Linked DNA regions of Mus musculus: region 2 is linked to region 1. A link is a loop called in an ENCODE intact Hi-C map of the cell type or tissue named here. Cell type or tissue: gastrocnemius. All regions are shown on one strand. Links, peaks and the distances in the headings refer to the core of each region. The heading gives the core; the rest is flanking DNA.

The links. Hi-C counts contacts between places; a loop is a spot of excess contacts. Peaks named below come from ENCODE experiments on the same cell type or tissue, not always from the same donor. Only the 100,000 strongest peaks of a DNase experiment are listed, where the experiment ranks them.
Region 2: it touches region 1 in a loop (6-fold over the local background); 7 of 42 quality-filtered maps call a loop at or near these places.

The regions. Positions count from the first base shown.
Region 1 is chr17:7,448,935-7,464,445 of GRCm38, reverse strand. No RefSeq gene overlaps it. Among named protein-coding and RNA genes, the nearest start is that of Gm36458, 40 kb to the right of the region's middle. In gastrocnemius, for the core only: no CTCF peak of the experiment used is centred there; a DNase peak (open chromatin) is centred at 8,191; H3K4me3 peaks cover 357 bases; H3K27ac peaks cover 3,081 bases.
Region 2 is chr17:7,526,347-7,541,857 of GRCm38, reverse strand. No RefSeq gene overlaps it. Among named protein-coding and RNA genes, the nearest start is that of Gm33086, 42 kb to the left of the region's middle. In gastrocnemius, for the core only: no CTCF peak of the experiment used is centred there; no DNase peak of the experiment used is centred there; H3K4me3 peaks cover 2,557 bases; H3K27ac peaks cover 4,379 bases.

The DNA of each region.
Region 1 (15,511 bases), core at 5,327-10,326:
AGACAATGGGGGTTGGGCAAAAAGGAGAAGTGGCGGGAGGAAGAAGGTGGGAAGGGAAGAGGAAGAGGAAAAGGAAAGATGGGGGGACTGGGTTCTCTAGAGGAACAGAACTTGTAGAATGAGTGTGTGTGTGTGTGTGTGTGTGTGTGTGTGTGTGTGTGTGTATGGATTTATTAGACTGACTTACAGGCTGTGGTCCTGCTAATCCAACAATGGCTTTCTACCAATGGAACGTCCAAGAATGAATTCATTGTTCGGTCCACAAGGCTGGATGTCTCAGCTGCTTTCAGTATATTCTGAAATCGTGAAGGTGTTAGCTCTAATGCCAGTGAAAGAATCAAAGGCAAGCAGTCAAAGAGAGGGCAAACATCCTTCTTTCATGTCTTCACCTAGACTTCCAGCGGAAAGTATGGCCCAGATGAGATGTGGGTCTTCCCACCTCAAAAGATCTGGGTTAAAAGTGTATCTCCCCACCTTAAAGATCTGGATTAGAAATAGAACTTCCCACTTCAAATTAAGTAAAAATCCCTCACAGGTGTGCTCCTCCATTTTTGGGGTTTTAGTTAATTCCAGATGTACATAGATTTAACAACCAAGAATAGGCATCACAGTTGGTGTAAGCCCCCATGACTACAACTCTACTGCTCTGCGTGCTTGCAAAGGTAACACCCCACGGACAATTCCACTGTCAGCTAAAGATAGCAGAATATTTGTGGAGTCCAGAACACTTGTACTACAGATGTAGTAACTGAACTGATTAAATAAATAAATAAACAAATAAATAAATAAATAAATAAATACCTTTACCGGGCAGCCCCGCTAAATCAGAACAGCGCTGCGACTCTCTTCAAGTGGAAAGTCTTCCTCATGGGTTTGCATTTTTTTCTCTTGGGAAGGTTCCACGTGGCTCTGTGACCTTGCCTATGGTCATAGTTCAGAGCATACAGCTTCTCTCTAATAATGTTCTCACAGTTACAACCACTTTGCTTTGTCTGTGTTAAACACACTTTTCCTATCCAAACATCTTTTTCTTCTTCTTACTGCTCTTTGTTTCATAATTCTTAGTATATCCCTGGCTCAAAGCAGTCACAAATAGCCTGTTAAGCTGTCTTGAAATTCTCACTGACAATTACTAGTCTGTTACTTTTTAATCCAGAATGACTTCATTTTCAGGGCATGGTCCAGAGGCAGGCTGATAGTGATGGAGTTAAAATGACCTCCAGTTTAGTTCCTGGTAGTCATTGTTCCTGTGTGATACCTCAAGAGCGGTCTCTCCTGTCTACACTTCCATCCTAGTTTGTTTCCTGTTGCCAAACACCACAACCAAAAGCCATGTGGGAAGGAAAAGGCTCATCTCAGCTTACAGGTTACAGTCCGTCAAGGGAAGCCAAGGCAGAGACACAAGGCAGAAGCCTGGAGATAGGAACTGAAGCAGAGAGCATGGATGAATGCTGTTTACTAGCTTGCTCCAGACTCACATTCAGCTCAGGCCCACCTTCATAGGGATGGAAACGCCCACAGTGAGCTGGACACTCATGTGTACCCATGGAGCATCAGACAAGAAAACGTCCCACAGATAGGCCACAGGCCAATCTAACAGTGACAATTCTTCAACTGAGGTTCCCTTTTCCTAGGAGGGTCAAGTTGACAGTCAAGATCAACCATCACAACCTCCATCAGCGTCCCAGTCTGAACTCCCACCAGAATGGCTCACTAAGCTCAGCTTACAGCATTCTCAAGCTTCTCTGGCTCAAATCTCTAAACTCTTCAACATTCTTCTAAAAGCGGCTTCCAAAGTCCTAAGAAGCAGATAGCTGGGTTTGTGAGCATGGCCCTACCTCTGTCGAACCAACTTTCTGTGTTATTTTTGTTTGTGTCGCTGTGACCAAAATACCTGAGAGAAACAACCTTAGAGAGAAAGAATTTATTTGGGCTCATGGTTTCAGAGGGACTTCAGTCACAGTAGGGATCCCTCGGGACACCAGCGAAGGTAGTAGGTCTTCACGTGGCTGGAGGAGAGAGCTAGGTTGGAATTAGAACCAGGCACTAACACCAAAGACCTATCTCCCTACAGCCAGGTCCTACCTCCTAAAAGCCCCACAGCCTTCACATTAGCACCAAGTGACCAAGAACTCAAGACACAAACAAGCCTATGAGGTACTTTTATTCAAATCCCAGCATTGTCCTTTCAAGCTTGGGGTACAGACACAAGGGGAGTTGCTTTCTCTCGCACCTATGAAAGAAAATTCAAGGGGAAGGAAGAAAAAAGGAGAGAGGAAAGAGGAGGGGAGCAAGGGAGAGAGAGGAACAAAGGGAAGGAGGAAGAAGAAAGGGAGAGAGAGGGGAAGAGAGGGAAAGAGGAAGGCAGACAGGGAAATGGAGTTGGCTTGTGAGGCTTTTAGAAGGAGCTTATTTCAAATTGTCTATTTATATGTAACTTGGAATATATGTACATATTCTGAAGGGATAAGCAGATGTTGGTTTGGCAAATTTGCCATTTTAAAAACCTTAGTCCTGTATGGAGTTCTCTTTAAAGATACAAACATATAAGTAGTACATGGTATTCAAATTCTATAATCCTGGCACCCAAAACGTGAAGGAGTCCAAGACTAGCCTGGGCTACAAAAGACTGTCTCCAAGGGAAAAAAAAAAAAAAAAAAAAAGACATACGCATGAACTGGGACCTAATTTGGAATGCATTGGCCAGAACATTAAAATAAAGGTAGAACTTTTTTCTGAACACAAAGAAAATATTTAGAATAATAAAATTATACTTAGAACAGACAAAAAGAGCCCAGCTGTTACAAATTCAAATTTGAAACACATTACTACTTTAGGATTTTGTTCTTATTGAAGTTCGTAAATTATTTAAAAACCCACGACTAATTACCATTCTCTTTGACAGTGACTTTCTTGCTGGGTTAAAATACAAGTTTGGAGTCATTAAGATGTCTGCAGCAGAGCAGCCAACTCCTGAGAGTTGGGTCTCCCCGCGCTGGCTCCTAGTAGCAGAGGGATCAGCATGCAGTTAGCTAACAAAGCAACCATTGTCCAAACTCCTTCCCCAGTGCTGAGTGAGACAGAGAAAAGCAGCCTGTGCTTCCTACTAGGGCTGCCCTGAGAAGCCCAGGGGTTAGCCTTCTTTGTCAGGCACACAGCGACGCCGTACATGATAGAGATTGTTTACCCTACTGCAACTGGCTGGTACTATTTTAAAATTCTGTAATATCACTCACAGCATCGAAATAAGTCAAAATTTTGTTTCTAAAAAAATGTTTAGACGAGATTGCTGTAGAGGCTGGGAGAATAGTCAAGGTGTTGGCTCTGGCCAGGGCCCTCTTGCTGGGACATCCCAAGGTGGAAGGCATTCCACAGCAGAGGTGAGGGCAGCAGAAAAACTCCTTGTTTTATAAAGGATGTATTGTCACAATAACAGCATGAAGCTATTCATGAGGAAGAGTCCCAATAACCCAAATTATGCCCATTAGATGCCACCTCCGAGGACAACAGGGCTCTGAGGGCATAGTTTCTGGCACATATCTTCAGGGTCACAGTCAAGCCGGCACACGTACTGTGAAACTTTCTGCATTTGCACAAGTCTCTCCTGCCTGCTTGCACAGAAGCACTATGGCTCTCCATGAAAGGAAAAGGAAAGGGGAAGAAAATAAATACTTAAGATGAAGCAAAAGCCAGACTAGGTGCTGCATGTTTTTAATGCCAGTACCTGGGAGGCAGAAGCAGGGGGATCTCTGAGTTCAAGGCCAGTTTGGTCTACAGGGTGAGCTCCAGGAGAGACAGGGCTACACAGAGAGACCTTCTCTCAAAAATGCAAGTGTTTGATATTTGGTTGCATAAAAAGAAAAACCACATACAGTCTTTGGTTTCTCCCCCACCAACCAGAATTGTGGTGCAGCACTTTGGATTCAAGCAACACAATTTGTCATGAAATCTTCAGGTCCCTTCACCAGCGTGTGGCCAGGGCAGGGCAGGGCGGGGCAGGGGCGGGGGCGGGGGCAGGGGCAGGGGCAGGGGGTTGACTTCCACACATTCTGAAGAACTTGAGGGACCCTGAAAACAAACAAGTGAAAAAGCTATAGAGAAGATCGTATTGATATGTATTGATTGATACATATTGATACATATTGATAAGGAGGCAGGATAGATGTCAAGTCTAGGCTCCTTGGACCGCTGCCTCCTGGGACTCTGCACATGGCCCTCAGTCCTTGCCTGTGTAATCTACACAGTGACCCCTAGCTAAAATAAAATATGGGGAAATGGGCATGCAGGATGCTTCCCGCTTTTAATAATATTTACAATAGAAAAAATTGAAACAACCAGCATACAGTATCTCACAGTATCTGAATAAGGTTATTTCCAGGACCTCACAGATACCAAAGTCTAAAGATGCTTGAATCCCTTTCTATAAAGCATGTGTAAGCTGGGCAGTGGTGGTACACACCCTTAATCCCAGCACTTGGGAGGCAGAGGCAATCAGATTTCTGAGTTCAAGGCCAGCCTGGTCTACAGAGTGAGTTCCAGGACAGCCAGGACTACACAGAGAAACCCTGCCTCAAAAAACCAAAATAAATAAATAAATAAATAAAGCAAATGTAGCATTCATATGGAGTCCATGGGCATCGTCCCATGCTCTTTAAGTCACCTCTACTGTTTGTCATACCTAACTGTGGTGGTTTGAATAGGAATGGCCCCATAAATTCAAGTGTTTGAATGCTTGGCCATAGGGAGTGGCACTATTAAGAGGTGTGGCCTTGTTGGTGGAAGTATGCCACTGTGGGGTCGGGTTTTGAGGTCTTACATTTCAAGCTATGCCCAGTGTTACACACAGACTCCTGCTGCCTGCACATCAAGATCTAGAACTCTCGGCTCCAGCACCATGTCTGCCCGCACACTGCCATGTTTCCTGCCATGCTGACAGTGGACTGAACCTCTGAACCTGCAACCCACCCCCAGTTAAATGCTGTCCTTATAGAAGCTGCCTTGGTCATGGTGTCTCTTCACAGCAATGGAAAACCTAAGACACTGATATATAATGTAAATGTTGTGTAGATAAGCTCAACTGCTTAAGGAAAAATGACAAAAAAATATACATTCTTACGATCTTTTTTCAAATACTCTGGATTCACAGCATCTTGAATCTGAGGATGTGGATGGCTAACTCTGTATAAAAATTAAGAAATAATTCAAATGCGCCACACCACCCCGATAAAATATAGGATGTTTGGAATGATGGTGAGCAAAGGCTCTGGGGAGTGGGGAAACCAGAGCATCTGAAGCCTTGAGCAGTGGTGGTCAGTGTAGAAACACAGGGAAGTAGACAGGTGAAAGCCGACATAGCATGCCATGTCCCACGTGCCTTTTGTCACCGTTACCGGTTACAGTGAGCTCAAAGTAGGATTAGCTCCTACATCTGTTCCTGAAGCCACAATGTGCCACCTCACACCGTCTACATTGTTTATTTTCTTCTGATAAATCTGTGCATGTCCCAGGAGTCATGGAGGGCACCCAGCGAGCAAGGAGCCCACTCTCCTTGGTCACAGCACTGCTCATCCTTATGAGCTCTCTAGACTGTATTGACTAAGTGGAGAAGGCACAGTCTGACTGTGCGCGGCTCTATCCCACAGGCTGAAGACCTGATGAGATGCAAGAGGGGAAAGAACAACTGACTAGACTTGTTTCTCCCCCACTCCCTTCCCTTTCCCCCTCTCCTCCTCCCCTCTCTCCCTCTCCCTCCCTGCTTCCTGGCCAGCATGATGTAAATGTCTCAGCTGAGCCACATCCTCTCAGCCAGGATGGATTGAAACTACTAAAACGAGGTATGAGATAAATTCTGGTTGTTCCCTTAGGTTTGTGTCACAGCAGGGAAGTAGACACTCAGCCCCTGCACCTTACATCCTGTGACAACGAGGAATGATGAGCAGATGTCTCTGAAGAGGCACCTGTCAGAATCACCAGGTCTGGACCTGCGGGGATTAGTGCATTTCAGGAAGGAGCTTGAGTTCTGGGGAGACACACTGCCTGTCTATCTATCTGTCCAGCGAGCGAGCAAGCGAGTGCCTGTCCCAGGCCACAGGGTTATTTCTTGCCCCACCCCAGCTCCTCCCCTTCACCCCGGGCCTGTTTAGGCTTTATGTATCTATAGCGGCTGAAGTGACCCCTGGATGCTTTCCTGTGAAATGGAGTGAGTATAAAAACAGGCAGAAAAGGCTTCCTTTCCACTATGGAAAAAAGACATGGGGAGTCATGGCCCCTTGGATCCCTGAAATGAGACGCTTCTGAGTGGTGGGGGGAGGGGTGGTGATGGTGATGGTGGTGATAGAGGAGAGTGAGAGGTGCCAGTGGTGGCGCTGGTGTGCAGATGTGTACATGGTAAAGGACATAACACACACGCCATTTCTATGCAGCTATGTACCCACATGGAGGCACAGGAGGACTTCAAGCTTATCACTGTATAACTCTCCACACTATTCCTTTGAGACAAGGTCTCTCTCTCTCACTGAACCTAGAGCTAGACTAGCTGCCAGCAAAACCCAGCGACCCTCTGTCTCTGCCCCCAGGGCCCCAGGGTTACAGGCACTTGTGCATCATACATGCCTGGCTTTTAGCATGGATGCTGAGGGATGGAACTCAGGTCCTCATGTTTACCCCACAAGCACCCTACCCAACTGATTCATGGCCCCAGGCCCCTGTGGTTTTAATCATCTACAAAGTAGCTATGATGTTCTAGCCATTCCTGGATTTGGGACCAGGAAGCAAACTGTAAACCCACAGAAGGAGTAAAAACAGACTGGTCGGGGAGGGAATTAATAGGCCACAAGATTTTCCCTGGGCAATTTTGAATTCGTGTTTACAGCAAAGCCAGCCCAAGAGGTAGTCGTCTAACTTGCAGCTCCATTGGTCTGGTTGTCAAATTCCTCCTTGTGGTAGGTTGTTCCCAGTATTCAGAGCGGACTTTCCTGCAGGCATGTTCCAGGGTCTTGGGCTACAGGAAGTAACTGGAGCCTCTCCTATGAACATTAGCCACAGGTCATCAAGCTGGCACGGGGCTGCTCTGGGTGCCTCCTGTAAGCTTTCCATGTTCCCCACTTTTTCCAAACTCCAAGTCAAGATTGTCCTGCTCCTCTCGGCTTTCTCCAACATATGGGTTTGGAAATGTAATAAAAAGAAAGGCTGAGGAGACTTTTTTTTTTAAACTGGGGCCCAGCAAGAGCCAGAGGAAATGGAAGGTCGCAGCGTGTTCTGCTCCAGCACGGCTGCGTTACCGTGTCCAAATTAGTCTTTGGCGCTCATAGTATTTAGCTCATTCCCCTGGCCATATTCCGTAGACTCACAGACCTGACTTGTCGACTTGGCGGAAACAACCTACTCTATTCTCTGCTCTCTGCGCCCTCTCCCTCTCCCTCCCCTTCTCCCTCCCCTCCCACTCCTGCTCCTCTCCCCCCTCCCCTTCCCTCTCCTCCCCCCTCTCCAGGGTGTTGTTCAAAGATAATTTGTTTTATTATTCTTTTGTTGTTTTCTCATTTGGGTAAGTAGTCTGGTTGGTGGGTGGGTTGGTTACTTGGTTGGTTTTGAGAACAAACCCTAGTACCCCAGGCACTCACTAACAGAGGCTGACCTTTGAACTCCTGCCCTCCCACTTGCACCTGTCAGAGGCTGGGATTCCACACATGCACCACTGTATGGAGCCCCAGTTGGGTTTTCGTTTGGTTCTGGTTCGTCCGCTATCAGCCAGAGTTAACTACCTCTTCTTCCGCAGGTTTCCTCCTACCTGCAAGGTGTGTAATATATCTCAATTCCTCTTCTGTATAATTAATAAGCTGTCATATTATTGGGCTCCTGGAGAGACATACTTGACTATTCTCCCTAGACCACAACCATGTGGTGCTCAATAGCAATAGTAAGTGTTGTTGCAACACGTCAAAGGTGCAAAAGCTAAGCTTTAGAAAAGCTAAATAGCTCACCTGATTCCATCCAGCTGCGGCCCTAACAGATCTACCACCGTCTTCCTCAGAATTCAACCTCAGGAATAAAACTTGATGTCTTTTCCGTGTTTATTTTTTTATCCTATTCCTGTTTATGGCTTTTCAAAAAAAAAATGAGGAAAAACATAGATCTATCCCAAATAATAGATCTACCCCCTCACAGTGGGAGCAGCCATCCAGCCGTGATTGACTGATTGACGAGAGTGGATTAGTGGTAATCCTGCTCTGCCAAGAGGAAATGACTTGGACACATTTGCTTTTCCAGGCCACTGGGCCTGCTGTAATCTAGATCTGGAAGGTTCCTTAATAGCTCATGTGTCTCAAAAAGACAAGGAATGAATTCCATTTGTTTGTTTGTTACACTAGCATTATCTAACATGCTAAGGGAAAGGAAAAGAACCATCTCAACTCAGCTGGCAATGAGGAAAGTGCAGAGAAGCCAGGAGAGTCAGGCCGGCCTTGGAGGAGTTAGGAGGAGGAGGTGGCTAAGATCAAAATTTGTAGTATACAAGTATGAAGGTCTCAAAGAATTAATAAAATTTTCATATTATTTTTAAAGTAGGAGAGCACTTGACTTGTCACCTATGTGACAAGGAGAGATGGCTCCATAATTAAGAGCACTGTCTGCTCTTCCAAGAGGTCCTAAGTTCAATTCCCAGCAACCACGTGGTGGCTCACCACCATATATAATGGGATTTAATGCCCTCTTCCAGTGTGCAGGCATACATGCAGACAGAACATTGTATACATAAGTAAGTTTTTAAAAAGAAGAGGAAAAAGAGGAGGAAGAAGAAAGAGATAAACACTATGGTCCATACAAGCTGAAGCAGGATGTGCTTGAATGATCCACGCTTTGAGGTACTTAGAGGTCCCCATCTGGTTCCCTTTTGTGTTGTTTAAGTCACCTCTTACCACACTCCTGTGAGTAACCACAGTAAATTCACTGGTTTACTCAGCTAGGCTTGGGTAGAATAATTTCTTTGGTTTACTATGAGCACTCTCTCTACCTTAGGGTTAAAAGATGTTTGCTAATGCCTCCTCCAGAAAACTCACTCCAATGTGCAGAAAGTGAGAGCCATAAGTGGGATGTCTTTATCACACCCCTCCCTTCAAGGCTCAGGAATCTCTGTTTGTTCTGTTGCTATGTATTGAAATGCTAAGTGTGAGCCCCCAAGGCCTGGCTGCCCCAGAGAGTCCACACTAGACCCAAGTGATGCTATGTGACCTTGCCCCCAAGTTATTTCTGATTGGTGAATAAAAATGGCTACAGCCTATAGCTGGGCAGAATTTAGATAGGCAGAGCTTGGAGTTCCCAGGCTTAAGGGTCAGAGGAAACTACAAAGGGAGAGAGAAAAGGGGGAAGAGGCAAGAAAGACACTATGCGTTAGAAGTCATGAAAACATGGCCCTGAGGGCTCCCAGTTAGAATTAAGAACAGCCCACGCCGGGTGTGGTAGCACACGCCTTTAATCCCACACTCCGGAGGCAGAGGCAGGCGGATTTCTGAGTTCGAGGCCAGCCTGAGCTCCAGGACAGCCAGAGCTATACAGAGAAACCCTATCTTGAAAAACCAAAAAAAAAAAAAAAAAAAAAAGAACAGCCCAGATGAAACATAGTAAGTAAGAACTTGGGGTTATCAATAAGACAGATCTTAATAGCATGAAGAGTAGATATCTGCCCAGCATTAGTGATAATAGAGGCTTATTATAAATATAAAGGCCATGTGTGTGTTTTATCCAGGAACTGAATGATCAAAAGAGGGGTAGAAGCCCCTGGTTGAGATTAAATATTTTCTAAAACCAATGACTTCAAGGAAACAGCTTTTTCCAGATGCAAAAGGGTTGATGCACATATGCCAGGAATTCACAGACACTATGAATATCACGGCACACTCAAGGCCTGCACAGCTTCAGACCAGATGGGGTCCCAGCACTGAGAGGCAGACATGGACACAAAATCCCCTCAACAAGAAGCTTTTTGCAATGATGCCTTCTAGGGAAAATAAATCCGTGCTCTCTAATGAAGTCTCACAGAGCCTCATGCTCAGAAGCAGCTGTCAACACAAAACACCATGGTTTTTTGTTTAGTTGCTTGATTGGATAGCTGCGTGCTCATAGTGGGGTAAATGGGATCCACTCCATGAAGGTGCCCCTAAAACTCATGATGGTCCAGAGAATATGTGGCAGTCCTTGAAAATAGCATTGGGGGGACGTGATCATAAACAGGTTGTGGGTCTATCGCATCCCTCTTTGTGGGAGTGATAAGACTTGACGCTAAGGTTTATCTACCTTCCCACAAAGAACTTACCCATGTAAGGTAAATTACATGGCAAAGACACACAGATGCTAATGTCTGTGTTAGCTTCTGGTTTGCTGGAAAAAAAATCGAAAGGGGGATGTTTGAAGTTTCTCTCGGCTGACAGGAGACAAGGGAAAGAAAGCTCAAGTCATATCCGGGCTAAAGAGTCCTCCCTAGGCTCTCAACCCTTGGAACTGACGGGAAGGGTTACATAAAGACGACGAGGAGGAAAGGGGGGCAGAGGTAGGAATGATAGACAATAGCTCTCAGGTCCGACCTTTAATAGAGAGGAGAGGGACATATAGGATTCAGTGCTCAAGTGAGTCCCATAATACTGGTCTAGTACAAGAAACAATTAAATTCAAAGAATACATTGTATCTAATGGCTTGAGATTGGGAAAAACATTTAAACAAGCAATGAGAGAGACTCTCTCCGGTTATTCCTGGGCTACAGGACACAGGATGATGGGATCTAACTGTCATGGGACCAGAAGCACTGGGTGATGTAATTTTCTGTTTTTAATACAAAGACAGCATAACATATAAAGGTCAATAGCCTCCAATTGACTGGTTTGTATGAGCTATTAAGGATACTCAGTTATGCTTCCATGACTACCAGGAACTGAAGTAAAAGGTGGATGAGCGTTACTGAGAGAATTAGGCATGAGCAAGGCAGCGAATGATGCCCAGCTCACTAGGTCAGAGAAGAACACACGCATGGCGGAGCTAAGAGAGGCCGACTGCACAGGGACATACGGACTGATATGAGGCATCAGTAGAATGTGATCTTTGTGAGATAAGAGAGCCTCTGACCATTCTAAATATTGAGACCAATGTATAAATTGAGTTTCTAAAATTTTAAAGCAATCAAGAGAGCATGCAAAAGGAAGGAAAGAATGAAGGGAGGGAGGGAGGGAGGGAGGGAGACAAAGCAGGCTCAGGCAAATGTGCCAAGGTGTGGGTCAAATTGGATTTCCTAAGGAAAAACGTACTAGAAAGCTGCCTGCTGAGCTACCTGGCTTCTAGAAGGCTTCAAGGCCTGAGAACAGTTCCAGGAGACAAAAGTGATAAGTCAGCGCAGGTAAAGTTGTTCTAGGGGGCAGACAGTTAGTGTCTCCATGTTCACTCTATGCGCCTCTATTTCATGAAAGCAAAGGTGATCTGCCTGGCCTGGGGGCCTTTCAGCAGCCAGATTAGTGAAAAGGCAAGGCCCATGGTGCTGGCCTGGAGCCTGTCAGAAGCAGAGCCTCAGCTCTAGCAGAAAGCATGGCAGGCTACAACATAGGCCTATGGGCCTGAGCCAGGCTGAGCTATGCTAGTTAGCCCCACTAAGACCTCCTGGCGTGGGTGGATGCATACCAGTTCTGCATCAGGCCAACAGCTCATTGAAAATGTCAATGGGTCATGGAAGCCTAGACAGGGTAGTGTCCCCCATCACCGTCCCTGCTCATTTGAAGAAACTGAGAGCAGTGATGTGATTGTCTGATGCTGGCTTGGACCTTGCTAACACTGCTTTTCTGGTACCCCCTTAGCGGTCCAACACTAATCGGCACTGGCATGGAGATAGTTGTTACGCTCTCCGGTGGAGTCAGCTGGACAAGCCTAAAGGCTTAAAAGTCACTCATGAGGCAAAAGAGTTTCAAGGAAGCTCTCCTCCTGGAGTCTAGCATTCCTTACCCATACATTAATTTTCCATTCCCGAGTTAGTCTAGTGTATGGATCCACGTGCTCTCTTTCAGTATTTTCCTATTATAAGTGCTTTTTAAAATTGAATTCTGACATGGCTAAAGCCTTCCGCCAGTGTTCCAACAGTCTTAGAAATGTCCTTGAGCAAGATCATGGGCTTGGAATTCAGTAAGATTGTAAAAGCTAAGTCACTCCCTTACACAGGAATTTACCATCACTAAGGAAGAAGGAAGTTTCAGACCAAAGGAGAAACCAGAATAGATACTTAGAACTGTAGCAGAGTTACACCCATACACACATATTTACAATGGCCATTGACCCTGGCTTCTAAGATTAGTGAATCTTAGGTGGAGCCCTTGTTGATCCAGCTGTTATCAATGTATTCTATCCCAGGTGGTTCCCGTTAGACGTTTTGTGTTTGCATTCCTCTGTTTTATGTAAGATTCCAGTTACCTCAATTGTACCTTTCGAATATGTCACCCAACTTCCTTATTGTCCTCTGCATAAAAAGTCTGATGCTCGATTTGAAAATTACACTCAGATTCCACACGATCTCTCCTGTGTGTGTCTGTTTGTCATTCATCCACGCTTTGCCCTGTTCCAAACTGACACAGGGACCCAGAGGGTCTGCGGCAGATAGTAATGGTGAACCTTAGAGATCCTGCCCAACCTCTGTAAATACAACCATCTTACAGACATACAGAAGAGCAGTTAAGGGGTCAAATGAAAGCACCCTGCATGAGTGGGAATCAGCCTTGCTGTATGTTGATGGTGAAAATTGTTGGACGGTGAGCTACACAAACCAAGGAAGCCCTGACACTACTCCTGGTTGCATGCAAGAACTGAACGGTGGGCACCTGCTGCTGAAGACATTACATGCAGTGGCTTTAGAACATGAAGAAGTCAGGTTTAGGTTGCTCTGGAAACTCCTCCTTCTGGCTGGCTTTCATGGTGCCATAAGGTGCCATGGGAGTTACCCAGGGGAGAAACTGTCACCAATCATCCTGTCCAACTACAGACTCTAACATGCTAAGATGTGCCCACTAGTTACAATAGTGGCAACTGTTGATATCTGAGTCGTGATGGGAACAACCAGTTGATTTCTTGTTGAATTCAACAACCATTTCACAGGCAAAAACTCCTATCTGTCATGGCAAAAGCCTATGGTTGGAGGCTGTAATGGCTATTACTAGTTGTCAACTTGACTCTATCTAGAATGAACTACAATCCAGAATTGGAGGGTTCACCTGTGATCCAGACCTTGAGTTTAGAAGACATAAGTTTCTAACCTGGAACTTGGCACAGAAATCTTGAAGAATAGTGGTCATGAAAAGCTTAGACCCAGGCTAAGGTAGTACATGCTTTTAATCCCAGGAGACTGAGGCAAGGAAATCTCTGAGTTAAAGGTCAGCCTGAATACAGCAAGTCCCAGGTCCAGATTAAAGTGGTAAACACGTTTAATCTGGGCCACACCTTCTGCTGGAGGCCTATACAAGGACTCTTCTTCTCTGCTTGCATTTATTTGCCAGCACATCTGCTGGAAGCTACTTCTACAGAAGATCAGCTAAAACAACTAGCCTCGTGGGACTGAGCAATTAATAGATTCTTGGACTTCTCATTCACAGATGCCAGTTGTTGGGTTAGTTGAACTACAGACTATAAGCCATCACAATAAATTCCCTCAATATAGAGAGACATACCATAAATTCTGTAACTCTAGAGAACCCTGACTAATACAGAGAGGCTCATGGGCCCAGTAGGGTGGCCACTGATACTGTTTTGTTAAACAGATGATAGGCCTATCTAATTGTCTTCTAAATATTTGTAATAATTTGGAGTTCTGCTGCTAGCAGTTGGTCAAGGAGACTTCTTTTTGCAATGGTTGGTATACTTTAGAGACTTCTCAAGGCCTTCAGAGGACTGTTGCAGCCGGGTGGTGGTGGCGCATGCCTTTAATCCCAGCACTTGGGAGGCAGAGGCAGGCGAATTTCTGAGTTCCAGGACAGCCTAGTCTACAAAGTGAGTTCCAGGACAGGCAGGGCTATACAGAGAAACCCGGTCTCAGAAAAAAGAAGAAGAAGAAGAAGAAGGAGGAAGAGGAGGAGGAGGAGGAGGAAGAGAAAGAAGAAGAAGAGGAAGAAGAAGAAGAGAAGAAGAAGAAGAAGAAGAAGAAGAAGAAGAAGAAGAAGAAGAAGAAGAAGAAGAAGAAGAAGAAGAAGAAGAAGAAGACTGTTGCTATGAAATAGAGACTCAATGCTTTAGCCATAGACGGAAGGACACAATCAGGTGATATTGCCTCAAGGATCAGAGAACATTGTATAAGAGGAAGCCAAAAGAATATAAAAATGGAGGAAGGGGTACAGTGCTATGTAACCATATCCTCTGGAGGGAGGAGGGAGGCTCATAGAGTCAGGAAATAGATGAAACATGCAAGGCCCAGGAAGTAAATGAAATCTACAAGGCCGAGAGTTCCCTGAAGTTGTAATTCACAAGATCCCTCCATCCCTGAGTTATATAACAGTAATAATTACTGACTGTGATCTGTTGAGATGCCTAAAAGATGTAGGATGGTCCAGGTATAGTTTTAATAAATATTTGGCCACCCATGGGGGGGGGTGCTATTTCATGACATCATCCATGCTAGGTAGGCTGTTCCATGATGCAGCTGCCTATGAGCTATCCATGCTCCTGCTATGTGCCCCTCATTCACTGGTTCACTAAGTAGACTTGGGGGGAATCATTTCCATGGCCTGTTGTCGGCACCCTATCTGGAGTGAATAGATACTTATCAATATCTCCTGAGAGAAGATCAATCAGTGGTGGAGGGGAAGAGGACAGAATGCTGAGAAATAAGAATCATATAGTCCTTGGTGAATTCTGAAGAACTACGTACGTTCAAGATCAAGTTGGCCCTAGCTAGTAAAAATGAAAAATGTTTCTCTCACAACTCAGAAGTTTTATTACCAACCAAGGGCACACAGTTGGGCTCACAGCTTCAAAACATAAATAAAGTAATGATGGCCAGAGAGTTTACCCATCTAGGCTGTCTTCACAGTTCCAAATCACAGGATGCATCTCCCCAGCCCTCTAAGAAAGGAACCTCGGCAACTCAGGGATACACACGACCAAATGGAAACAAAAAGAACGACTTCTTATGATCCTGAGGCCTGTCATTGTGCTCCTGCATTCTCCCTCTAGAACCATAGCACATGCCCGTGGGTTCTTCCCACTCGCACTGTGAGCACACTGTTTTCACTCCATGTTTATGGCAGCAGCCATTGTGATGTCCCTCTCTGTCACACAGTAAGGAACACACTGAGCCTAACACAAGATGCTTATCAAAGCTGGAGCCCAAAGTCTAGTTGGATAAAATATACAAGAGATAGTTTCATCCTGGCCAGCAGAACTAAACACCATTCCTCCAAAAAAGTAAACAACCAAACGCTTTGTTTGTTGAAGACATCCAAAGACAGATTGGTTATTGTATGGCATCAAGCACACAGGCTTCGTGGAAGATCATGATGCTGA
Region 2 (15,511 bases), core at 5,978-10,977, 77 kb before region 1:
TGAGTCGTCTCCAGTGCACTGGTCTTTCCCAAATAAACCTCTTACAGTTTGCATCAAGACCATTTCTCGAGAATGATTTGGGGTGTCGCCTCTCCTGAGTCAGAATGTGGGGGAGTCCTCATGCTGTGAGTCTTTCAATTTCGTCCTGACTATTTTGTTTGAATGCATCTTAAGAAATTTCAGGTCAAATGATATTGCGGGAAGCGGGTGCAGCTGCATGGGCCAAGATGTTTACTGCCTTGCCCAAGCATGACGGTGAGGCTGCAGCGTGGGCTGCCTGCCGGGCTAGACTATCCCTCGTGATCCGGACCTGTCAGCCTATTGGTGACCGACCTGAGCTCGTGCCTGGAGTGTGTGTGAATTATGATTGGATGATGTGGGTGGAGCTAGATGAGGTCAGTATAGGAAGCTTGTAGGAGTTGCCACGAGATAGGAGTTTAGCCCTTGCCCTAAGTAGAAGCTAGTTGTAGTAAGAGAAGCTGTTGTAAGTAGTAGAAGCTGCGGTCGTAAGAAAAGCTGCAAGAAGGAGAACAAGTAAAGAAGCTGTTACGTGAACCCACCTTGGTGTCCATGTCGTTCTTGTCTCCGCTGGTCGGAGACTGCGGAGACTGGGACATGATATAAGCTTTCAAAGGAAACAAATCAAAACAAAACAGCCAGTTTATGGGTTATGCTGGAGATATAGCTCAGCAGGTAAGAACACTTGTTGCTCTTGAAGAGGACCTGAGTTCAGGTCCCAGCACCCACGTCAAGGAACTCATAGTTACCCGTATCCCCAGTTCCAGGGAATCTGCTGCCCTCTTCTGATCTCCATAAGCACCTGCATACTCATGCTTACGTCCTTCTCCAATGAGTGGGTATCCATATACACTTCCCTACTCCACAGCGAACACCAGACTGCCATAAGGCAGTGTCTCTTTATTCATAAACTCCTTCCTTGGGTTAACAGGGTCTTCTGTCTTAGCATCCCTGGTTGGCTTTGGCTACAGATAGTTATGCTTTTGAAAGTTCTTAGTTTCTTCTTTTTCAAATTGAAAGTCCTCTACTTATACAATCTGTGACTTTAATACATACTAATAAAAAATATATTATGTTTCTAACTCCAGTAAATAATGAGACTAGCCTGTCAGTGTCAAACATTTCAAGCCAGGTCTTGTCCTCAACATTATATATGCTAAGTGCTCACAATGAATCAGGCAGGTGGGCTTGCTTTCATAGATGATGAATCTGAATCATAAGAACTTAAAAAGGCTGAGCTTAGAATCCAAGCACATCACTCCCAGAATTCACAAACCTAATCATGACATCAGACTTCACTTATGAATTTAGCTGAAACTTGTCCCTTAGAAATAGTACCAATAACCCTTTTTATTTGTTTTTTTATTTTATGTGTGTGTATTCCCTGTATATTATATCTAAGTACCACATGTGTGCAATACCTATGGAGACCAGAAGAGGACGACAGATCTTTTGGAGCTGAAGTTAAAGGTAGTTGTGAGCGAAGGTATGGGTACTGTGAACCGACCCCACAAACTCTGCAAGAACAGTTAGTGTTCACTAACTATCCTCCCTCCAGCCCTCACAAATAGCCTTTTTTAGTGTTTTCTAGATATCAGAGATACAAAACTTTATCTTAATTTGCTTAAATAAATTAAGCAAAGTACTAATGTGTATTACCAAGTTTTGTGTTACTGTAACAAAAAAAAACTAATAATGAAGCTTATAAAGAAAAATATTTATTTTAGCTCCTGGAAATCTCAGTCCATGGCCATGTGGCTCCATTATGTTTGGGCTTGTTGTGAGACTGAACTTTCTGAGGGGACAAAGAACAGAGAGAAAGAGGATAACAAAGCCAGTTCCCAATATCCCTTCTAAAGAAACCTTCCAATGACTTAATGTGTCACTAGGCTCCACCCACTGTCTCCACCTATAGCTCCTGTAGCTTCAGACCAATTCTCCACTGTATGGATCTTAGGACATTTCATTTCCAAAACTGCCCATCATCCAGCTACCCTAACCCATAAAGGTACAATGGCTTCCATCCATCTATATTTTAATTTGTTTCTCTAAGTCTTCAAGTTTGATATAAATGTATGTATGTTCTATCCAAATGTCTCTAAATCTCTGATAATTATACAAAGCTTTGTCCTCTCCTCAGATGTAGCAACAATGACTTCTGGTATGATTTATGCATGTCATATAAGCCAAGAACAGTCCCGGTGCTCTAGAGGATGCTTAGCCCTGTCTCCACTACATCCATGGGGTTCTTTCCTTTTGTACCTGAGACAAGACCACTGCTGGTAAAGGCAGAAGTAATTCTCACTGGGATTTATTCTAAATGAAGTATAAACAAACACACATTAATCACAATCCAGCAGATTCACAGAGCAGCAGGTAACTGTATCTAACAGGAGATGGGACTAAGAGTATCTAACGTAGAGACTGTGAATTCAACACAGATACATATGACTGCAAAGCAATTATGACTTGAGAGACTGCTGGAGCATTTATCATCTAGCCCACACCTGAGCTATGAGATTTGAGAGGAAACAGGCAGGAATGTCACTCACTGCTTCATCCCACTCCTGATTACATATTGCTGGCCTCTTCACCCTTCCTTCCTCATTACCTGATCCCTCAAAGCCCCCTCGATGGCACTGCCTCCTTTGGAAATCAGGCTTCCCAGCAGACAGCTGTCTTCAATACTAACCCTTCTGCAGCCAGTCTCCAGTCTGTCACTGAGGTGTCAGACTGAGATTCATGCTTGTTCTCAGTGAATCGAGGCTCTCCTGGGTCATATAGGAAAACAAATGACTTTTGATAGCATCCTGGGTTCTTTGAAGATCATATCACAGGGATCGTGTGAGCATGGAAACACTCAAAGGCACCGTGTAGCATCCATGGCCCATACACTTGGAAAGAGCTCTGGGGTGGACCTCTGTTTACTAATGGCTCCCATGGAGACAGACCAATCAGTCCCATAGGCTCTTCCAAGTGAGAAAGGCATAGATCTGTGTGACTTGTTCCTCTCTAAGCACTGTCAAATACAACCATAAGAAAAACTTTAAAAATAAATAAGAAAAAGATTTTAAGCTGCTCCAAATTGTTTATAGTTTCTATACATGGATTTCTCTAAAACATAGGACACTGGGTTCTGTCTGGCAGGTCCTTTGCTAACAAGTTATTTTATCATGGCAAAGTCAGTTGTCACATGAAGTGATGTGTGACCACATGAAGTCCCCTGGGCCTGAGTGTGGGAAGCCCTGGCTAAGGAAATCATGTCATTCCTTGAGCTATAGATTATTGTTCTGGCAAAAAGCAAGTGGCTGGATGTTCTCATTCCTAGGAAAGCATCCAAGACCTCCCTTCCTCCAGTTTGTCCTAAGCATGCTATTCCTTAGACTGGCTTCCTTCTCCGTGACCTCCCTTCCTCCAGTTTGTCCTAAGCATGCTATTCCTTAGACTGGCTTCCTTCTCCGTGACCTCCCTTCCTCCAGTTTGTCCTAAGCATGCTATTCCTTAGACTGGCTTCCTTCTCTGTGACCTCCCTTCCTCCAGTTTGTCCTAAGCATGCTATTCCTTAGACTGGCTTCCTTCTCCGTGACCTCCCTTCCTCCAGTTTGTCCTAAGCATGCCATTCCTTAGACTGGCTTCCTTCTCCGTGACCTCCCTTCCTCCAGTTTGTCCTAAGCATGCCATTCCTTAGACTGGCTTCCTTCTCCTTGGACATGCCCTGTGGACAGGCTCTACTGCTGCTAAAGGGCTGCCATGTTTCTGCCATCTGTGCACGCACAGGAAGGGCCACAGCCTCCACTCGCATCCTCAGAGAGAGAATGGGAATACATCAGGGTGTTCTCAGAAAGAGCCTAGGACTCCAAGCACAAGAGTCCAAAAACAGCCTGCAGCTCCTACTTTTTCAGTTCAGAGCTAGTTTGCCAAGGAAGAGGGAAAGCGCATATTAGAAATGAATCAGTGCCCCTCCCCCACCCCAGTCTCAAGTTTCTGTTTCAATTGTTTTAGTGCACTGTCTGCCCTTGCTTGTGATTCTGTTGTGAGGGCCTGCTGCTGCATGCTCCCAGAGGTGAGCTGTATTCCCACCGTTTACTTTCACCTGTGTGGTCTGTTGTAAAGCAGGTCTGTCTGTAGAGTCACGGGATACTAGAGCTGGAAGGGAGTGTAGACTTCAACTACTCTACACTCTATCTTTGTGCTACCTAAGATGAAACTTAGGTAGCAATCAGGTGCAGAGCCTGGGGCGGCAGGGAAGTGTACAGAATACGGAGGGAATTTTTCCACTTCAGTCTCCATTGTACATTCACCATTATTTTTTGTTAAGTTTGACTTCAACATTGATTCTGGGGCAGGAGAGATGGCTCAGCAATTAAAAGCACTTGTTGCTCTTGAAGAGGATCCAGTTTCAGTTCCCAGCACCCACAAATTGGCTCACTACCATTCACACGTCTAGTTCCAGGGGATCTGACGCCGCCTTCTTCTGACCTCTGCAGGCACCAAGGACATAAATGATGTACATGCATACACACATATAGGCAAAATACACACATAAAATAAATCCAAAAACAGTTATTCTGAATAGTTTCATTTTTTAAAATAATTAAAACCTTTTTAATTATTAAGAAAATAGAATTTTCTATTGATGAGCAACCAGTCCCACCACTGTGGAAACTGGTATGGAGGCTCCTCAAAAGACTAAAATCATACCCGATGGTGTCATGTGACCCACATACACCACCCTTGGGTATATAGAGCCCAAAGGACTCTACGCTAACACAGCACAGAGATGCTTGCGTATCTGAGTTTACAGCTTCACTAGTCACAAAGGCCAAGACCTCGATGCAGCCCCAGAGCCCAATGACACCCGAGTGCATAATGGAAATGTGGTATCGGTACACAATGGAGCTTTAGTCAGTCATAAACAAGAATGACTCTAAGCTGTTTGCAGGGATAAACATAACTAATGGGGCATCATCAAATTAAACGGAATAACAAAAATCATGTTTTCTCTCACTTGTGAATCCTAGGCATTACATGGATATATCAAATCACATATGTACATGAAACTTGAAAGAAAGTGCGGCTACAGGGGAATGGATTGGAATAATGACAGGAGGCAAGGGAGAAAGGGAAGAGGTAGGAACATCAACACACGTGGTGCCCTTTAATGGAAACAAGGCTATAAAACCCATGGTTCTATCCAATGACATACACACCATAAAATTAATACTTAAAATTCTGTTGTTTTCTAAATGCCTCTGCTTCTTTAGAGCAATTAATGCACTATTTTGGGTTTGAGTTGTCAAAATTTTAAAGAGCCGTAATATAGCTCTATTCAACTAAACAAAAAGTCATCATGCTTTGAGGTAGTTAGAATGGCATTTAAGTCAACACTGGGCCTGTGTTCAGTTTCATAAGTAAACATGTCATATCTGTCATCTTCTTTTATTTATGTGGAGCCTGGGGTTAGTGACAATCTATTAAGCTAGCACCAAATCCTCTGAAGAGAAATTAATCAAATCATCATGGCAGAATGGCATGTCAGACACTGTTGACATTCCAGACAATAACACAAAGCCAAGACAGCCTGATGTTGAATCAACACAAACAATTCCCAGGCAGGCATAGACCTTGCATTTTCTATAAGCAGCAACTGATCAATCCCTATACTCACAGGAAGGTAGATTCCACATTTCCTACAGAAAATGTTGTTTCGATAACAATTGTTCATAAGATAATTTTTTTAACTGAACCTGCATTTTGGAGATATCACCGACCCTAGTCTGGCTATCAGTCTTTGGTGTCTGTAATGGATTAGGAAGACCCTCAACGCAGACACTGAGTGTGATCTTAACTGGAAAGGTGATAAAGAGATCATGCTTGACTCTCTGTATAGAGCCAATATACCCTGATGGCTAATGCTGGTAAGTAACTACAGGATCCAGAGTCACCTGGGAGGCAAGCCTCTAGGCACGCCATTCCATGGGCTGGGGTCCTCAGCTGAGTAAAAAGGAGAAACTGAGTTGAGCACGCGCATCCATAACTCTCTGCTTCCTGACTGCGGTGGCAGTGAACTGAGCCGCTTCACAAGCCTGCCACTGATTCCCTACTGTTATGGGCTGGAACACCAAACTGTGCGGCAAAATACGCTCTTCCTTCTTGAGTTGGCTTCTTGTCGGGTATTTTGTCAAAGCAATGAGAAAACAAAACAAAACAAAACAAAACTAATGTAAGCCCTAAATCCAGTCAATTGTTCTCATATGAAGAGACAAAGGCCTTCATGGAAGAAAGATGTGGGGAAAGGAGCACTGAGAAGAATGGGAGGAGCTGATGGAGTGGGAGGAGCTGATGGAGTGGGAGGAGCTGATGGAGTGGGAGGAGCTGATGGAGTGGGAGGAGCTGATAGAGTGGGAGGAGCTGATAGAGTGGGAGGAGCTGATGGAGTGGGAGGAGCTCCTCTTTCTATTTTCCTTCCTTTTTAAATCTAAACATTATAATGATGCTTACTGGTGGCTGTTAGGGTTCACTCAGGTAACCCAAAAGACTCTCAAGGTTCTCACAGTCATTACACCTACAAAGAACTTTTCCCCACTAAGGTCATACTTACAGGTTACAGAGCTGTCTTTGGGGACCCGCTATGAGCCCATTACAACTTCCAGACCTAGCTGACTTTACTATGGTAAAGATCTCATGTCTGGGTGACATCTCTCTGATCTTATGGTACACCGTATGAACACAAGGCCAAGAGCACATCAACAAGAGAGAGGTGGAAGAGAATCCTGGTTCTCGGTACCATCACTTGAAACCGGCTCTCATCCCATTCTGTTCCAATCCGTCAGCCAGCACTAGCCACAGGGACACAAGTTCAAGGAACAGACAGATGTAAACGGCATGCGCATGTTTGTGGACACTGCAGCATGCAGGTCAGATAAGGATCCGAGTCCACCAAGAGAGGCACTTTCCACATTCTCTCAGTGCAGCCTGCCCCTCCTCCACAGAGCTGCCCCTCCTCCAACAGCTGGTTCAAGTTTCAAAGGTGACAGCATTATTCAGTCTCTCCAAAGTCCTGTGTGAAAGGTTTTGGGGTTTTGGAGTTTTGTTTTGTTTGTTCATTTGTTTTTGTTTTTGGATGCTAAGGGGAAAAAAAAAAAGACATCTACCTTTTCTTTTGCCAAGTGGGTAGCATGCAGTTCTCTCCTGGGCTAGCCCCTTGTCACAGGTTAAGAGAACAATAGCCTGTTAATAGCCCCATAGCCTGCCCTCACTTCCTACTTCAGCTGCAACTCAGGAGTGGCCAGTCCCAACCTCACACCACACACTTCTAACCAACTACTGAAACTACAAAGGTCTGGAAGCTAGAGAAGTAGCTCAGTGGTTAAGAGCACTTGCTGTTCTTACAGAGGACCAGGGTTCAGTTCCCAGCACCCACATGGTGGCTCACAACCATTTCCAACCCCAATTCTAGAAAATAAATCAAGACCAAAGGGAGAGCTGTGTGGGGTGATGCCTGACCTACATGGGCATCAGGCATGCATGCAGTGCACATACACACATGCAGACAAAACACTCACACGCAAAATAAAATAAAAGTTTAAAAAAATTAACTTAGAGGTTTCTGTGACCTTCTTGGCTTTCATAGTCCCCTAGAACCACTCACAGACCTCAGGAAAACAGTTTTAATATCGCAAAACGGAATAAATCCAGACCAAAGTGGGAGACTCATGGGGTGATGTCTAGAAGGGTTCCAAACATAGCAATCCATAACCTCCGGGCAGCTCAGCCTCCCAGGACGTTGGCATCTACGAACCAGAACTTTTCTCGTGGGGTTTCTTTATGTAAGTAGGCTTGTGGGAGCCCCTGGATGCTCCCCTCCCAGGAGGGCCAGTTAGCATCACAGCCTACACTGGCCTCACAGGTGGCCTTAGCTCTCCAGCAAGACCAGCCCCATCCTGAAGTGTGATCTAAAGGCCAAGCATGAGTCACTTCTTTGCTATAAACTCAGGTGTGGTCCAGCAGCCCACAACGAATAACAAAGACACTCCTATCTTTCACTCAGGAAATTCCAAGGGTTTTAGAAGCTTCCTCCAGAGAACCAGGGACAAAGGGCAGCCAAGTTCATTAGACAATTGCTGGGATGATCGAGCCTAAAGAAGGGTGCAGCCAGGTGTGCCTGCCCCCACATCAACCTACCACACAGGGAAGCCCACCTGTACTAAGAGGATAAAGCCAACAAAGAGAGGTGGGGTGAGAAGGGGGACAAGAACAAGCCCTGACAACACAGGTTCCTCTGTAGTCCCACCTTTCCCTGCTTACAAAGTCTGTACATCTCACCACCAGCTTCAGCCGCACGGAGCTGAATTCTCATCACTGAAAAAAACGAAGAAGCTGGTAACCGAAGGGGAGATGCATAAGAGAAATTAGTTACCAGGCAATAATCTAAGAATAATAACAAATGAGGAAGATAACACTATTATTCCAGAGGAAATTAATAGCTGTGAACCCACTTTTGTTCCAGATTTTTAAACAATATAGCAAAGTATGGAATAACAGGAAAGTGTTTCCAGGGAAAACAGTTAAGAGGGGGCTAAACTCACAGTGGTTCTCAACCTGTGGGTTGCGACCCCTTTGTAGGGTTGAATGACCCTTTCGCAGGGGTTGCCTAACACCATTGGAAAACACAGGTATTCACTGTGTGATTCATAACAGTAGCAAAATTGCAGTTACAAAGTAGCAAGCAGCCTTACCGTAAACCCTCTAGCTGCAGAGCCAGAAAAAAACTCACCAAAGCATTCACTCACTCATGTAGCACTGTGCCTGCCTTCCCTGGTTCTCCCTGAAAGCATCACCCACCAAGCTGGCAGTCATCTTCCCAGAAGAGACTAGAGACAGAATGTAGATGAAGGAACTTTGTTAGTCGGAGAACATGGGGGACTAGAGTCCTGCCTAAGCTCTAAGCTAAATGGAGGTGTAAGAAAGAGGCACCAGCCTGAGACTATCCTAAGCCTCCTGGCAGAACATACTGTTCTCTCTTGCAGCTGATCGAAGGACTGAGAAAACTTGAGCCACTGAAACCTGGAAGGATCAGGAAGGGAGAGCAATCAGACACACTGAAAGGAATGCCTGGCGACACAGATGATCTTTAAAGCAACCCTCAGGAAATAACTCCCTTGGTTAGAAGTCAAGTTGGATTAATACCCAGTTCATCTTCCCAGAAGGCCTGATTCACAAACTCACTATGCTTAAAGGACGCTAAGAGCCCCTATTCCCAAATAGGATATTACCCAGACCACCAAAATTAACATATACTTACTCAAATCTACGATTTTAATAAAATACATGTGTTTTATAAGTTTCCTCATTGTTAATTTCTGGATAAATCTCATCTCTAATAACCTACCTAGGGGACTGGAGAAATGGCTCGGTGGTTAAGAGCATTGGCTGTGCTGCAAAGGACCTGGTTCAGTTCCCAGCACCCACATGGCTACTGTCATCCACAACTCCAGTTTCAGGGGAATCTAGCACCTTCTTCTGACCCCTATGGGCACTGCATGCACATGGCACACATACATTTATACAGACAAAACACTCATACACATAGAATAAAAAAATACATCCTTTTTTTTCAGTAATCTAATGGAGATCTTAAACTGCCAATGTTTTCAACAAATAGGACATTATTTGTGGGGTTTATTATTAAAGAATTTAATAATGTCCAATTGGCCCTGGTTCGTTGTTTCACTAATTTTCAAAAATGAATGAATGAATGAAAACAATGCCAACTAAAGCAGTAGTAAAAGCAACCAACTTCCCCAGTAAAGGGTGCCAGAGTCCCTGGCTTTGACACACCCAGCCTGATTGATTGTTCATCACCCCAAGATACAAAAAGACAGACTTGGATGGCAAAGAAGTCAGTAGATCCACACCCCTGAACCCAAAGATCTCCATGCAGGCTTTATCTTCAAAGTGCCTGCCCCACCCCCACCCTCTTCTCTCCTCACCTCCACATCTACCACCGTGGCTGGCACCACCATCAGTACATATCTCACAGCCTGCACTGGCTTCTTAACATTTCACTTGTTCGTTCTCTCTGTTTGCATTCTGGTCCCTTGACTGAAAAATCACAACAGCTTCCCATTGTCCTGCAAAGGCAAGAATTCAGACACAGCCAACAAGAGCCTGCTTGGCTCCTTCCCACCAATGGGGCCCAGTCTTGCCACACCAACTCCACTATTCTTGAACTGCTCTAACCTGATTGTGTTTGTTTGTTTGCGAGTGCTCATTTATTTTTGTTTTGCTTTGAATCAAGGTCTTTCTAAGAGGCTCAGGCTGGCCTGGAACTCACTGTGTAGTGCAAGCTGCCCTCAGACTCACAGCAATCCTTTTGCCAATGTCTCCCTGATGCTGGGATTGCGGACATGAGCCACTGTGCTAACTTGCCCTTCCTTCTCTCTTTATACAACACTCTATTTTCTCTGTGTTTGGGACACTTCTCCCACTATTCTGCCTCTTGATCTTTGCTTCAACCTTATTTTCCAAAAGGAACTAGGACCTTCCCGTTACCCATGGGTGCATTGCAGCCAGCCCAGCCATCATACTCTGCTGGCAGAAGGCTCCTCTCCTGCCCAGGGAACACGGATCTAGGTCTTTACTGGGCTAATGTCCATGAAAGGGTGAATTCATTCCAAGTGCTTGTTAGTTCCTCTACTAGCAGGAGAGAGAGAGAGAGAGAGAGAGAGAGAGAGAGAGAGAGAGAGAGAGAGAGAGAGAGAATAGTGTTTGTACAGACTCAAGAGGCACCAGGAAAAAGAAATAATACACCAAACACCTGAGGGAAAGCAATTATGTTAAGGAACCACAAAAATTCACCACAAACTTTCTGGCAACTTCAGCCAAAAGCAGGGTAGGGGTATACTGAAGAAAATTCTGTAATTTAAAAATAACAGAAAAGAATGCAAACTTGTTTGATATGAGATTTTTTTCCCCATAGATGGCTGAAATCTCTCTAGCATAGAGTTTATAGTATAGCTCAAAGAAAATGCTATTGTTGCATCTCATTTGTTTAGGCTGGCTCATCATGTTCACCTAGTGTAGATAGTCAGCCATCCCAAGTGGAAGCAATCGTTAGATTTACTGATCACTAAGCAACTCAAAGAAAAACAACTCTGAACCTCTAACTTCTACTCTAGGATAAAGAGCTGCAGTTGGAAAGAGCTGGGGTGGTTATGAATAGAGAATACATCTGAAGAGGTTCCCATAGTGCCTGGTTCACTGTAGCACCCAGTAACCCATGCTTTCCCGGGACCAGAGACTTGCATTCAGCTTCCCTGGGCCGTTAGAGCCACCTCAAGTCACCCAGCCGTGGATGGGCACGCTCTGAGCCTACACATCCTGGACACTCGAGTTAGCACTGCCTTGAACCGGATCTGTGCCTTTGTACGTATTCTTTAACCTTTCTGGTCCTAAATTCTGTCACATATAAGATGAGGATAATATTGGCACCCATCTTCACAGGACTGTTGAGACTGAATAAATGAATATATGAGCACTTAGGGCAATGCCCTTTGCATTATGAGGCTGTGTGAATATTTGTTGCTAGCTGTAGAGGAGAAACTGAGTCAAGACATAAAATATATGTCTACTGTACATTTTGGGAGAGTACTTTCCCAAGGGAAAGGGAGCCAAGAATTGAGGTAGAAAGTTAAATAATATTTATCTTTTTTACTGGCATTTTGCAGTAGACCACACATGATACCTATATCCCAACGTTGAAAGTTTGCACTTTGTAGCTTAAACTGTTTCCATATTTTTAATGTGTACATATGTGTGTTTGTATGTGTATGTTTAATGTGTACATATGTGTGTATGTGTATGTTTAATGTGTACGTATGTGTGTTTGTATGTGTATGTTTGATGTGTATGTATGTGTGTTTGTATGTGTATGTTTGGGGGGTGCATATGTCTGCAGTGCGTATGTGTGTTAACTGGTTTCCCTTTTCTGTTTCCTAAGTGGCCTTGGCCAGGTTGTGAGCCTGGAAGGGGGCCACTGTTCTTAACAAGGAGGGCATGGTGGCCTAAGGATGATGAGCTCAGAGACCCCACACACTGACACAGAGCCTTTCCTGTGAGTGTGTGGCTTCTGGAAAGTCCCAAGTTGACAGAAGCAATTTGAGCAGTTGTCTGAGCAGAAGGACAAAGGTCAGATGGAGGGTAGCAGCAGTTGCCTCCATGGAACTAGGTGGGTGTGAGGTAGAGGATCTCTGGGGTGCTCTGAAATCTTGTCTGGAGACTAAAAATGCTATATCCCATTGTATCAGGGTGTGGGTGCGCCAGGGTCAGACAAGAGGAAGTCCTAGAGCGGTGGGAAGCCTCTCTCTCTCAGGCAGTGGGATGACTAATACCTAATAAAGAATCCTGTTTAGTGTTCTGCACAGGAGGCTACGAGCATTTTCAAAAAGAATAGAGAGCTTTCATCCAAGCGGAAGCCTCTGTCTTTAAACACCTCAGGAGGTCTTGGGAGGAAAGCACCTGCCCAGCCGTCCTTTCCTCTCAGGAACAAAGGAACACTGGGAAGAGGAATAACATCCACACAAAGCAGATACTTTGTGTTCAATCAACTGCCATTTCATTATTCATTCTTTAAGTTAGCATACAAGATAATGGGCTTTGGTGTGTCATTTTCATGATACATTATACATTCATTATATGTATTCTACACTGTCCTTTATTCCCTCTCCTCCATTTCCCTCTCCTTCCTTCCTTTCCACAGCCCCTGCCTCCTTCCCTCCAAATAGGCCTCCCCCCCTTTTTTTTTTTAAGATTTATTTATTATCATATATAAGTACACTGCAGCTGTCTTCAGATGCACCAGAAGAGGGCGTCAGATCTCATTACGGATGGTTGTGAGCCACCATGTGGTTGCTGGGATTTGAACTCAGGACCTTCAGAAGAGCAGTCGGTAATAGGCCTCCTCTTTTTTTCTTTTTTTTTTTTTTTTTTTTTTTTTTTTTTTTTTTTTGGTTTTTCGAGACAGGGTTTCTCTGTGTAGCCCTGGCTGTCCTGAAACTCACTCTGTAGACCAGGCTGGCCTCGAACTCAGAAATCCGCCTGCCTCTGCCTCCCGAGTGCTGGGATTAAAGGCATGCGCCACCACGCCCGGCAATAGGCCTCCTCTTAACTTTCCTATCACAAGCATTCCTTAGCCTCTTCACCTTTAAGACGTCTTCTTCCACTCTCATAAGTCTCTCCCTCTTGTCCTGCACACACACACACACACACACACACACACACACACACACACACACACACACAATTTAATCTTGACTTTTTAAAATATTATTTATTATTATTATTATTATTATTATTATTATTATTATTATTATTATTGGGGGACATGTGCACACACTCATGGCTCAGGGGAGGGTTCCAGCGCGCACCTGTGGAGGTCAGAGGGCAACTTAGAGAGGCTGCGGATCAGAACTCAGGTTGACAACGGTTGGCTTTATCTGCTGGGCCATCTCACTGGCACCTGCAGCTAAATTTTTAAAGGATGATCAGAAATTCTTCAAAACCAAAGCAAAAGGCCCTTGTGCTTATCCCCAATGGAAGGAAGAAATAAAAGGAGCTTTCTTTTTTTCTTTTTCTTTCCGTTTACCTATTTTATTATTTTTTTCATTGGATATTTTCTTTATTTGCATTTCAAATGTTATCCCCTTTCCTGTCCCCTACCTCCACTGCAACCCCCCTCCCCCTGTTTCTACGAGGGTGTTCTCCCACCCACCCACTCCCACCTCCCTGCCCTGACATTCCCCTACACTGGGACATCGAGCCTTCACAGGAAAGGAAGACCAAAGTGTGGACGCTTCCATCCTTCTTAGAAGGAGGAACAAAATATGGGAGGAAATAAAAAGAAGCCATCTTTAAGGAGACAAACCCCTGTGGGTTGAGATGTTTCCCAGTACTTGGAGGCCCCCCTGTGGTGGGAGCCACAGAGAGATCTACAGGGAAGGCCAGCAAGGAAGGGGGAGAATGTAGGAAGTCAGCAGAGAACAAATTTAACCAATTAAAAAATAATAATAACATCCAAATGACCACAGGGCAGGTACAAGGCCCTTCTAGGCAGGCCCTAGGTGACGTTGTAGGGGCATCCCAGGTATCTCCAGAGCATGTCACTTTGTCTAACCCTGGGAAGTTAAAACGTTAGAGATCGAGAGATCTTGGAAACAAGGTTTGTTACGTTGTAACCCCTACAATGGGAGAACCAATCTTGGCCTAGTTTCCAAAGCCACCAACAGCCTAGATAGATCAGAGAAACCACAGTATTCTATAGTGAAGCTCTGAGGAGATGTAAGTACATGGGCAGTTTACATTGAACATCTACAGATTAGAGGGGTGGGGCACTGTGAGTCAGGCAATCTTCTTATCCTTGAAAAGGTGTGTCAAGGGCAGCTCATGCCTTTTGGTGGTTGGTTTTATGGCAGTGGGCAATGGCTGACCTCAATTTAGAGAGTCAGGGATTCAACACTGGGCAAGGAGCATGGGGCTGGCTCATTGCTTTTGATTTTGTTCCCCCTAGGCCCCTTGTCCATCTTCTCATTGGTTTCATCCAGAGCTATTTACTAAAATAATGTCTCTCTTCTCTCCTCCAGCCTTAGCCTATGGTTAAACTTAGGCCATCTTGGGATTTTCATCAAACTCCTATGCAAATCTGTGTGAACTCAGATGAGCCTGGATGACAAGTCTACAGTGCTGGGCATTAGAAACCCAGGATCACCCATGAGTTTATGGGCAACACAAGTTAGACTCCGTGGGATAAATTGAGAGAGACAGAGACAGAAGACAGAGAGAAACAGAGACAGAGAAAGAGAGAAAGAGGCAGAGAGAGAAGAGACAGAGACAGAGAGGCAGAGAGACAGAAACAGAGAAGTAATGAAGTTAGAGAGTTGGGGGTGGATCTGAGAGGAATTATGGGGAGGATTTAGGGAGGGGATGGAATCAGAATACATTGTAAGCATGTGTGAAATTCTTAGAGTTAATAAAAATCATATTTCATTTTATTTTATAATAAAGAAGCCTGGGATTGGAAGGATCATGCTGCCTCCAGTGCCCCAAGAAGCAGAATCCTTCCTTGCTCTCCCCAGTTTCAGGTAACTTTAGGCACACATTGCTTGTGGCAGCATCTCCTTGTAGAAGCGCCTCATTCGCTGTCCCACCCCGTACTGCCTGCGCGTCTCTGTGTCTTCTCTACTCTTGCTATAAATCTAATCAGACTGAAACAGAGGCCAGCCTTACAACAGAGTAGCTTTACACTCTGATTACATCTGCAAAGATCTGATTTCTAGATAAGATGGAGCTAAAAAAAAATCACTAAAAGAGGCCAGGTAAGATGGCTCGGCTCAATAAGCCACCAAACCTGAGTTTGATTCCCCAGGACCCACGTGGTGGAACAACCAACTCCTGCACATTGTCCTTCGACCTTTCTCATTAACTATGGTGCATGTAC